Linked DNA regions of Mus musculus: region 1 is linked to region 2. Evidence: chromatin contacts called from ENCODE Hi-C or POLR2A ChIA-PET data. All regions are on one chromosome and are shown on one strand. Each heading gives the region's core, a stretch centred on a gene start or an enhancer-like site at or near the end of the contact. The rest is flanking DNA. Distances are from core to core; before and after follow the strand shown.

Evidence for each region. A loop is a pair of places that touch in the nucleus more often than their neighbours do. ChIA-PET counts read pairs that join two places held with the same protein, here RNA polymerase II (POLR2A).
Region 1: a map of gastrocnemius shows a loop between it and region 2 (2.2-fold over the local background). The contact joins the promoter of Disp2 here to the promoter of Ankrd63 in region 2. A Hi-C loop is called at or near these places in 2 of 37 maps with a recorded cell type or tissue (both gastrocnemius). POLR2A ChIA-PET finds 5 or more read pairs at or near these places in 1 of 5 experiments (embryonic stem cell).

Annotation. Positions count from the first base shown.
Region 1 is chr2:118,776,463-118,781,473 of GRCm38, forward strand. Disp2 (dispatched RND tramsporter family member 2) reads left to right here and starts at 3,257. Exons shown (of 8, transcript NM_170593.3): 1 at 3,257-3,482. It overlaps Phgr1 (proline/histidine/glycine-rich 1), which reads left to right. Exons shown (of 4, transcript NM_001145644.2): 4 at 1,253-1,703. The coding sequence ends at 1,573.
Region 2 is chr2:118,702,091-118,707,290 of GRCm38, forward strand. It overlaps Ankrd63 (ankyrin repeat domain 63), which reads right to left and starts at 1,873. Exons shown (of 1, transcript NM_001081971.1): 1 at 1-1,873. The coding sequence starts at 1,348. The coding sequence ends at 176. It also overlaps a transcript of Plcb2 not described here.

The DNA of each region.
Region 1 (5,011 bases), core at 2,007-4,506, 76 kb after region 2:
CCCAGTGCCCTGTGATTTTCCTAGGCCTATAGCAAGAGACAAACACTGCTGGTCTCCAGCCAAGAAAGGTGGAACAGTTCTCTCCCAGGCCTCTTAGATCTGAGAAGTGGAGCTTTCACTTCTTCCTGATTAGGTCTGGCAGCTGCTCGGGGGCATTATAGGCTCATACCTAGACGCCCTGTGTGAACATATGTGTACAGATGTGTACAGATGTGTACATGCTTATGTACCCACCTGCAGGCATATATCCAGACATCGCTATTTTGTTGTGGTGTTTTGTTTTTACAGTACTAGGTTTATGGTTTGTGGACAAATTCTCTACCATTGAACTCCATACCCAGACAAGCTTTAAAATTTTATTTAGTTACTTTTATTTGTGAGACAAGATCTCATTATGTAGCCTTGGCCTGGCCTGAAGCTCACTATGTAGATCAGACTAGCCTTGAACTCATAGAGATCTGCCTGGTTCTAGCCTCTTGTGTTGCTAGAATTAAAAAGCATGTACCAACATACCTGGCTAAAAATTTAAATACAAGGCTTCATTCTATTGCCCTGGCTAATCTGAAACTCACTATTTAGATAAGGCTAGTCTTGAACCCACAGAGATCCACCTGCCTCTGCCTCCTTAAAGGGTTAAAGTGCCACCACACTCCACAACCATAGCTATTGTGTATACATTTAACACACATCTATCTATACACAACATATCCTTGCTGTCCACCCTCTACCTTTGACCTGTTGTTCTTCTTGGAGCCTGGCTTTCTCCCTCCTTGGCTTTCAGGGAGTTCTTCTCCAGCCTCCCAGACCCTGGCTTTCTCTCTGCCGGGCTCTCAGGGGATTCTTCTCCAGCCTCCTCAGCTTCACCTTTGCCCCTGAGTGTAGTAAGCTGTCATTTCTAGCAAGGCAGAACTTGTAGACATTTTGCCAGGGCCTCCAGGATGGGGAAGATAATCTTGTTTCTTACAAATAAATAACTGAAGATTCAGGAAAAGAGGTCACAGCTCTGCAAAAGGGATAAACCTAAAGCATCCAGACTCTTTCCCCTTTTCATTGCCTGATACTAAAGGGCTTCACTGCAAAAGAAGCAGGGCTAGGAGCAGTTCCTTGCTATCTGTATCACCCAACTTCCTACTACACCCCTTGCAGATGCCCAGGAATCCTGAGTCCCTTGGGGAGGGGACGTAAAGAAGAATCGACTGCAGCCATTGGCATTGGCTTTGTACCCTGGCATTTCTCTTTTGGCTTTCCACAGGGGCATTGTGGGCCACCCCCTGGCCATGGTCCGGGACACTGTCATGAGGGACATCACCCTCCAGGACCTGGTGGTCCACACCCTGGCCATGGCCCAGGACACTGTCCTGGAGGACATCACCCTCCAGGACATGGTGGCCCATCCCATGGCCATGGCCCAGGGCACTGTCCTGGAGGACATCACCCTCCAGGACATGGTGGCCCATCCCATGGCCATGGCCCAGGGCACTGTCCTGGAGGACATCACCCTCCAGGGCATGGTGGCCCATCCCATGGCCATGGCCCAGGGCACTGTGGCCCTCACCCTGGTCCACATCACTGAGAAATCAGAAGAAATGAAGACACAAGATGAGGAGTCTGCATGGAATCCCCAGCTGACCTGGCACCGGGTCTAAACTAGAATTTTCCCTTGCAAATAAATAGCCTCTTGGAGGCCATATTTGTTGTTGTTAGAGACTGTCTTTCTTCATATCCGACTGGTCCTCAGAGCCCAGTTCTATCTAAATTTCATTACTATGAAGGCCAGATATCCGTCTTGGCATTCTCAGAAACTTGACTGAGTGGTACCCACAACATATCGCTGCTGAAGATCACTGATCTGATGGGGGCTTCCACAGCTCTGAGTACATTCTCACCATTTCCTGAAAACATACTGAACTCCCAACCTTCTTTTGTTACAGTCTCCTAAATCCCACTCCAGGTGAAGCATGCTCTGCCTGTCTTTCATGCCTTCACATTTCCAAAACCTCCCCAGCCAGCCGCAGCTCCACTGTCTCCAGGAAGCTTGCTTTAAAGCTATTCGAAAGAAATGTCTCTCTTTGTACCCTGCCCTTTCTCTGCCACAAATTGTAGATCAGAGGTGCTATCAACCATCTCCTAGGTCTAGCCACACCCTGGCCTCCTGGCACTGATTTAAGGCTGCCTTTATCTCTGCAGCCAACTGTAAGTCACTCAAGGCACTTACTTCTAAACCTCCAGATCCACTCAGCCCGGGCTCTAGAACCCGTGCCTGCCTAGACCAGCACTTGGACACAATTAAGGGATATCTTTAAGCCAAATCTCTTGAGTCTGACTCTCCTCAGCCCATTGCTTCTAGCTTGTCACCTCCATGCACAGCACAGCCAGGCCCAAAACAGCCTGCTTGTTGTGAAGTTTTTTTGTTTTTTTTTTTTTTTGTTTTTGTTTTGTTTTTGTTTTTTTGTTTTTTGTTTTTTGTTTTTTGTTTTTTCTTTTGCCTAACCAAATCTACCAAGGACTCCTCTACACTGAGGCTTCTCCTACTTCTGGTATTCACTATAATTCAACTACAGTTCTCTAGCCAGGCCTGCCCTTCCGACCAACACCTCAATTCCTTCACAGCTAGTCCCTCGTCGGGGCTGGCAAGTGCTCCGAAGTGGGTGGCTATCAGGTCTCTCTGTAGGTGGAGAGTGGTGGTAACTGCATGAAAGGGGCTGGGCATCCCTCCTCCTCTCACTCCCCCTATCCCTTGTTGCGCACTTAAAAGATTCGAGAAGAGGCTTTAATGTAGGAAGAGGCCGCAGGCTCAGAGCCAGGTCCAAAATGGGAGGAGTGACCCAACTCGAGCAGATACCCATCTCTCCCTCGGGAGGACAGAACACTGAGAGAAGCCTAGAGAAATAAGGGTATTTATGAGACCCAACCTCTCTGCTTCCCTGCGTTACAAAGTGTGGATGCCTGGGGTTCAAGTTGGGAGGATTTTACCCGGGTTGTTCCTTTTTAGTTTCTTGTAAAAAGTACAAGGCGTCCAGGAGGGACGGTCTGGCCATATTACTAAGGACAATGATGAGAGCTGGTCAGGGTAGAGAGGCCTGTACTGCAGCCTACAACCTTCGTGACAACGAACCCCCAGCCCCCCATGCTGCGGCTCTGCCGCAGCTCGTGTCCCTGTCTCCCCTCCATCCTTCCTGCCCTCTGTCCATTGGCGGATTTCTCTTCGGCCCCGCCCAGCGACTGGCCTCTGGAGCTGACGCATGCGCAAGATCCCACCGCTGCCGCTGCTTCAGCACCAGAGCCCGGACAGCGGCGCCGCCCACGGGCATGGACGGTGGTAGCAGCCCCAGCTGCTGCAGCGATCTTCTCTTTGCCAGTTTCTGAACCGCAAGCAGCGGCCTGAGGGGAATACATTAGCCCCAGAAGGCAGCTGCCGGAACAAGTAGGAAGAACCCCTCCGTAGATCCTGCTGGAAGATCTTCTCAGTAAGCCTGCATCAGGTATCCTAAATAGCCGCCGCCACATATCACCTCATCCATTCCCCAGCTCTCTTCTGAAAGCCTTTTCCCGAGGCGAGTATGATTGTACACCTTCATTTTGCCTGGCTAGTTCATCCTCTCTCATCGACACTTGATAATACCAGTTCTCGTTGCTTTCACCTCCTGGGGGACCTGCCCCACCCACTGTTCTCTCCTTTCCCCTAAGGCCGCAGATGTCCATTTCCTTAGCTTCTAGAGCTTCCCCAACTCCCTGAGGCCTTGCCTCTGCGTCTTTGCAAAAGGCCTCAGGACCGCAGCTATGTCGGTCTGCATGTCAGTGAGCAAAGGGGTGTGCATGTACAACGGGGGGAAAAAAGGCTGGCCAAAGCAGGTATCCTAGGGAGAGAAGGCGACATTTGGGATCTACACCACGGGCTGACTGTCTGTCCATCACCATCAGTTCCTTGTCTGCCCACTGCCATCGGTTGCTCTGCTGCCCAGCAAATCGTTGTTTGTTTTCCCTGCATGGCCTCCTGCTTGTGTACACACTGGCTTTAGCCTCCGTGTATGGCAAAAACTAGACTGAAGCCATGACCGCTGAAGGAGCCTGGGGGGGGGGGTGGAAGAGAAAAAAAAAAACCACCTTCCCACTGAGCGCCCATTCCCAGAACTGGGTACCCTTCATTTTTCTGACTTCATCAGACGTGTGGTGGAACAGTCTGGCCAGGTAGCAATATGGCGCCATTTGTGTGTCCTGCCTGACTCTGCCGCCCCCAGAATCTCTCTTCAGACATGACACTTCATCTCTTTCCTGCCTGGACTGAAATAAAAGGCATTTTTAAGAGGCAAAAGGCAGTTGCAGACACCTTATCTCAGATTATCGGATTTAAATTGTACATTCTGTTTCTCAGAAGCAGGAGAAAGCCCCACAGGTGGAAGCAAATGTTTTCTCCCTCTTTTATTAAATTATTACCCTGAGAGAGATAAAATCTTATTCAAGAGGGCAAATCACAGTATGGGTATATTCTCCAGACCAGAGCACAGGCCAGGGACTCTGCTTGGAGCCACAACCTGACCAAAAGAAGGTGGGACTGGGGCTGGGGGTAGGGGTTGCAGCTCAGTGATAAAGCATTTTTTTCTAGCATTGGCAAAGCCTTAGGCTCCATCCCCAAGCACTGCAGAAAAAAGGGGGGGGAGAGGAGGGAGGGAGGGAACAGTGACAAATCAGGGCAGGGCCCAGGACCAGGAGCATCTGTACAAGGGGCTACAGCATCATTGGCTGTCTGGCACATCTTGCCAAGGAACAGTCCTGTCTGGTCTCTTCATTTCTCCCAGGCATGGGAACTACTTGTTCTCTTCCAGCAGTCCTCTGGAACCCCTGCTGATCTCTGAAGTTCCCCAGAGACCGTGGATACTACACAGGCATAACAATTTTGTTCAACTCAAGAGAAGAAACACAAATATGCTCCTGTTGAATCAAGCACCACCCTGGGGATAGTTATACCATAAAAAGTACATACTATACACATCACACACACACAGAGATAGAC
Region 2 (5,200 bases), core at 623-3,122:
CAAAAAGATGGGATCTCTTTCTTACATCTGGTGGAGGACTACAGGAAATCTCCCTTTAGCAGTGGGGACAAAGGGTGGGCAGAAAACTGCAGAGAAAGGGAGGACTTGGAAGAATGGGAGACATCTCAGTAGCTAGAGACAGAGTGAACTTTACAGGGCGCGACCTTCGTGCTCCTTACCGCTGAGCCTGCAGTACCACAGCCTCTGTGCCCGCCTGCCAAGGCTTTGGCCCAGGCACTGAGAAAGGCAGAGCGTTGTTCTCTAATTCTGGGCCACTCTCAGGCCCTGAAGCCTCCCCGACCAGGCTGGGGATGTCTGGAGCTGTGGACCGTCGGCGCAAACCCAGGCGGCCAGAGCCGGGGCAGCCCTCGGGATGAGGACTAAGGCCGACCGGGGCTTGCATTAAGGCCAGTGGCGCTCCCTCCAGCACCTCCTGCGAACGCCACCGCCCACTCCCCGAAGACTGGGGTGAGTTTGGTCGAGCCATCAGAGCTCCTGCCCTAAGGCGTGCTGTCTCCTCCTCGGTCATGGTACCCAGAGCTAGGCTCATGCTCCGGCCCAACTCTGGTCTCTCATTGCCTTGTGCCCTATAACGGACCGAGCCCTTGCCAGCAGAGGCAAGCTCGCCTCCGTGGCCGTGGCCATGGCCGTGACCGTGACCGTGGCCGCCGGCAGCTCGCGCAAACCGTGCCAAAAGAGGGCGCGGTAAACGACGGGGACTGGGTCGTCGCCGCTCTGGGCTGGGCGCCGGGGCAGGGTGGCCAGGGGGACTGTCGGAGTTGGAACCCCGGGCCGCTGCCGCAGCGGCTGCCCGACCCCAAGGCCCGGTGAGGGCTTGCACACAGGTCCCGTGGCCGCGGGAGGCAGCCAGCTGCAGTGCGGTGAGGCCCGCCCGGTTGGTGCGGTCAAGGCGTAAGCCCAGGCGGCGGAAAGAGCGCACCAAGAACTCCAGCACCGCCCCGTGGCCGCACGCCGCCGCCCACATCACCGGGCTGTTGCCCGCCGAGTCCGTCGCCTCCGGATCGCCGCTGAACTGCACCAGGAGCTGCACGGCGTCTAAGTGGCCTCGCTCGCAGGCCAGGCTGAGTGCAGTGCGGCCCCGCTCGTCCCGCAGGTTCACGGCTGCACCTTGCTCCAGCAGCAGTCGCACGAAGCGCGAGCGCATCGCGGGGTCCGGCAGCCCCACGGCCACCATAAGCGGCGTCCGGCCCTGCTCTGCGCGGCAGTCGATGATGCTGCGGTCCAGCGCGTCCAGCACGAAACGGGCCAAGTGCACTTTGCCGGCCTGCATGGCCTCAAGGAAGGTGCGCGTCCCCGCTCGGGGACACAGGTCCTTGGGCTTGAGCATGGCTCCGGCCGCCGCGCCCCGGAAGTCCGACGCACGGGGGCGCCCCTGTTCCCTCACCCCACGGGGCTACGGCCCCGGCCCGGACACCGGTACCGCTCTTTCCAAGCGGCGTGTAGGTGGCTGCAACCAAGTGTCCTGCAGTTCCCGCTCAGGTCTCCCTACCGCTCGGCTGCCTCGCCGCTCCCAGGGCGTCTTGCTTTTCCTCCCTGGCCCCCCACGCCTGGAGGTGTGGGCTGCTGGCTGCTTCGACTCCCGCTCAAGCTCCAAGCTCGGCCTCCTCAACTCTTGGGCCCTCTTCCCTGTATCCGACGCCCCTTGGTCCCTCGTGGCTTGGAGCAACGCCACTCACCCGCACCCCGGGCAGCCCCTGCTCCCCTGTTGAGCGGGTGGCTCCCGCCTGGCGCGCCTGCCTCCTGCCTCGGCGGGGAGCGCCGCTCCTCCAGCTCCCAGAGCCTCTCCCCGCCTCCTCCTTTCTTGCGGGGGCCGGGACGCTTGCTTTTTTACTTGGGGGGCTCGGCGGCTCCTGAGGTGCCCGACGCCTAGATACCTGGCTTTATAGCTTCAGGGGTCTCCATGGCAATGGCTGCTCTGGAAGCAGACTGCACCTTCGGGGCAGAGACGGACAGGGCAAGGGAGACCGCCCCTGACCCCCACCCCTTCGTGGGCCACGAAGTTGGGGAGCGGCTCCTCCTCCGCGCTCCCCTGGGAATGCGGCGGCGGTTGCGGGGCGGGGGTGGAGGCTGCTCGCCGGGGGCCACATGCACCCGGCGGGGCCAATCCTAAAGTCTCAGTCATCTTTCCCCGCCCCCCGCCTCCGCCGGAATCGGTAGCCTCCGCTGCTTAGAAACTGGCGGGAGCTCCTGCCATCGGTTTTAGGTTAAAGGGACTGGGACCCCACGAGGACAGGACTGGACAGTGCACCAGCTTGAGGTGGGCAAGAGACAGAGGAAAAGTAATTTGGGGTATGAGGCATTTGTGCTCCGGACTGAGGGCGCTCAGTCTGGCTGATAACTGCCATCTAAAGTGCAGCGAATCACAGCCACACACAATTGTGCCTCCCGCACGCGCTCACTCAGAGAAGGGCGGGGGTGCATTCTCCAATCTCAGACGTCTCCAAACCTGACAGCGCGCCCGCGTGCCAGCTCCACGGTTGATCGGTCGCTGTGGAGCAAGTTGACTTAGACACTGGCCGCTCTGACCCAGGGCAGGTGCCTTAGGACCCGAGAGTATGCAGGCATTTGGACTTCCCAGGCACTACCTCCTATCTCCTCAAAGATGGGCTAGTTAGGGTCTAGGAAAGGACAAAAGACACAAGCAAGAATTCCCTGACAGGGCTGGGTTCTCTTGAGCACAAAACCATCTTTAGGCCACAGAGCGCTAGACCTGGCCCCTACAGAAAGGAGACAGCCTGAGATTTTTTTTTTTTTTCAATCAGATGTGTGGAAAACCTACTTCCTTTGGACAATCAGCTCATGGGCGCTAGAGACGGGGAATACTGAAGGCCTAGCAGAGTCTTACAATGAGTGCCCCACAAGCTCCCAGGACTAGAGAAAGGGCTTGAGAATAGTTGAAATGGAGTTTATTTGTAGAATAAGTGAAGAGCTAGGGACTTTTCGCAGCTGGTCGAGTATTTGCCCAGTATACACGAAACGATTGGTTTGATTCATTCCCAGGATGAAGCCAGGTGTGGTGCTATAAGCTAACAACCCAGCACTTGAGAGATGGAGGCAGGAGGCTCAGAAGTTCCAAGATCATCCTCAGCTACAGTTAGGTTGAGGCCAGCCTGGGCTACATGAGACCCTATGGTTGTGTTTCCAGCAATGGGAAACACAGATGCACAAACTGAATGAATGAGACTTGTCTTCTCAGTCAGGAAGACGAACCCAGGACTGAGAACATCTGCTAAATGCAAACTCAAAACAGCCATTGGATGGAAGGACAAATGATGGGAAGGAGAGGGAACTAAGATCCTCTGAAGGCAACAGCAGAGTTAGTCCTTTAAGGATGAGAGACGCAGGCTAAGAAACAAGGAAGACGGCCAGGCAGAGGGGTTACAGGGACAAAGGCACCCAACAGACACAATGTGGAGGGTTGTGTTCAGGGGTCCTATGCTGTAAGAGAAAGGAAGTCCAGTGAAGAATGGAGGGGGTGTCCAGTCTGGTTGCTTTGCGGGACACGCCTGAGGATTCTGTGAGGAGTGCTCTGCCCCGGGGAGCAGGGGCTGGGGAGGCCCCGGAGCATCTGTGTCTTCTGGACTACCTAGGCTCCAGGATGGCCTAGGAGTGGATTCGGGCTAGACCATACAACAGGGACTCATGCTCCCCTTTGTCCTGTGAGGCATATTACTAAGTGCACAGTCGGTGAACTGAGCCCCCACGCATTTCTTGGCAGGAGAGTTAGGTCTCAGCCTGTGTCATACACTGGCAGTGTCAACCCAGGCCTGCACAGTCCCATCTGTGCAGAGGGAGCAGAGACAGAAACTCCGCCTGCACCACACAGGGTCAGGAGCCAGTTGGAGAAGCACCATTTAGAGGGACCTCAAAGTCCGTCCCATCAGCATCCAGGTGACACTCTCCACTCCCAGGAAGGTGACAGGCATGCTCCCACTCCTTAAGCAGAAGAAAGGCTTTTGTCCTTTTAGGACTCAGTTTTCCCTGTTTTCATCGTGAGAGAAAAATGCTTTCTTCCCTTTTTTTTTTTTCTGCCTTTGGGATCAAGAGGAAGGCTAGGCTGTGCACCTCCATGAAAAAAAGCATCAAGCCTCCCCCACCTCCCCAGCCCCTCTTCCCAAGTGCCTCCCTGAACCAGCTCAGCTTTGCCTGTGCCCCTGTTGCCTATGGTGGAAGGAAACAATGTATTTGGGGGTGGGGTGTAGTGGGAAAATTGGTCAAGTCTTCAGAGCCTCACTCTGGTCTGTGCTGAGTTCCCAGATGGGCAGTGAGTCCCAGGTTTCAGAACCTAGAGCCTTTGCTCTGACTTTCTACCCTTGGCTCACTATGTTCTGAACAGAAAAGAAACAGCAAAAGCTGGGGGGAGAAAAAAAAACCCAGAGATTTCACTGTGGAGCACAGAGGCTCCAACAGCCGGAATTAGAAGCTGTCGCTTAGGGAGCTGAAGGCTGACAGGAGAAGGAGCTATACAGGCAGGGGGCAGGCAGGCGCTTCACACTCCTCCCTCCACCCGCCCAGCTTCTCCTCCTGCAGGCCCCAGGCTGGCAAAAGGGCTTCCTCCCAGAGGTGCCTCAGTGTGCAAGTCTGTCTGTCTGTAACTGCCCCTCCCGCCCCCTCCTTTCCTCTTCAAGTGTCACCAGCCCCCTCACCCTGTCACATTGTACTTGCTAGCTCCTGAGGGTTGAGCCTAGTGGCACGTGCCTTGGAGCTGCAGGGAGCTGGGAGGGGGGTGAGTGCAAGGGGGGTGGGGTGAGTCAGCAGAGGATCTGCTACTGAGTCAACCATGGGGCTCCTGAGGGGTGAGGACCCTTCTCCATATCAAATGGAAATCAGGAGTGAAAAGGGAACCTGGCCCTATGGCACAACAGGGATGGAACGCAGGTGTCTTTTACCTATCCAGTGCCCAAGGGAGGGCATCAACTCTTCCTCTGTACTTCCCCCTGTGGCCACAGATTAACCTATCTCCAGGGCGTAGAACCAGCCCTTTGGGGCATCAGATTGAAAGCAAGCAAGTGGGTATGCAGACCTGCCTGAGAAGCCATTCAGAGGCCCCTTCAGGAGGCAGGATTGCAATTCTTTCCCATTTGCTCAGTTGCAACCCGACCTGGCAAAAGGAGAACTGAAGGTGGGCTTTCCCTGTGGGCTCATGGGTACTGACTGTGGTTACTTGCCCAGTGGGCCC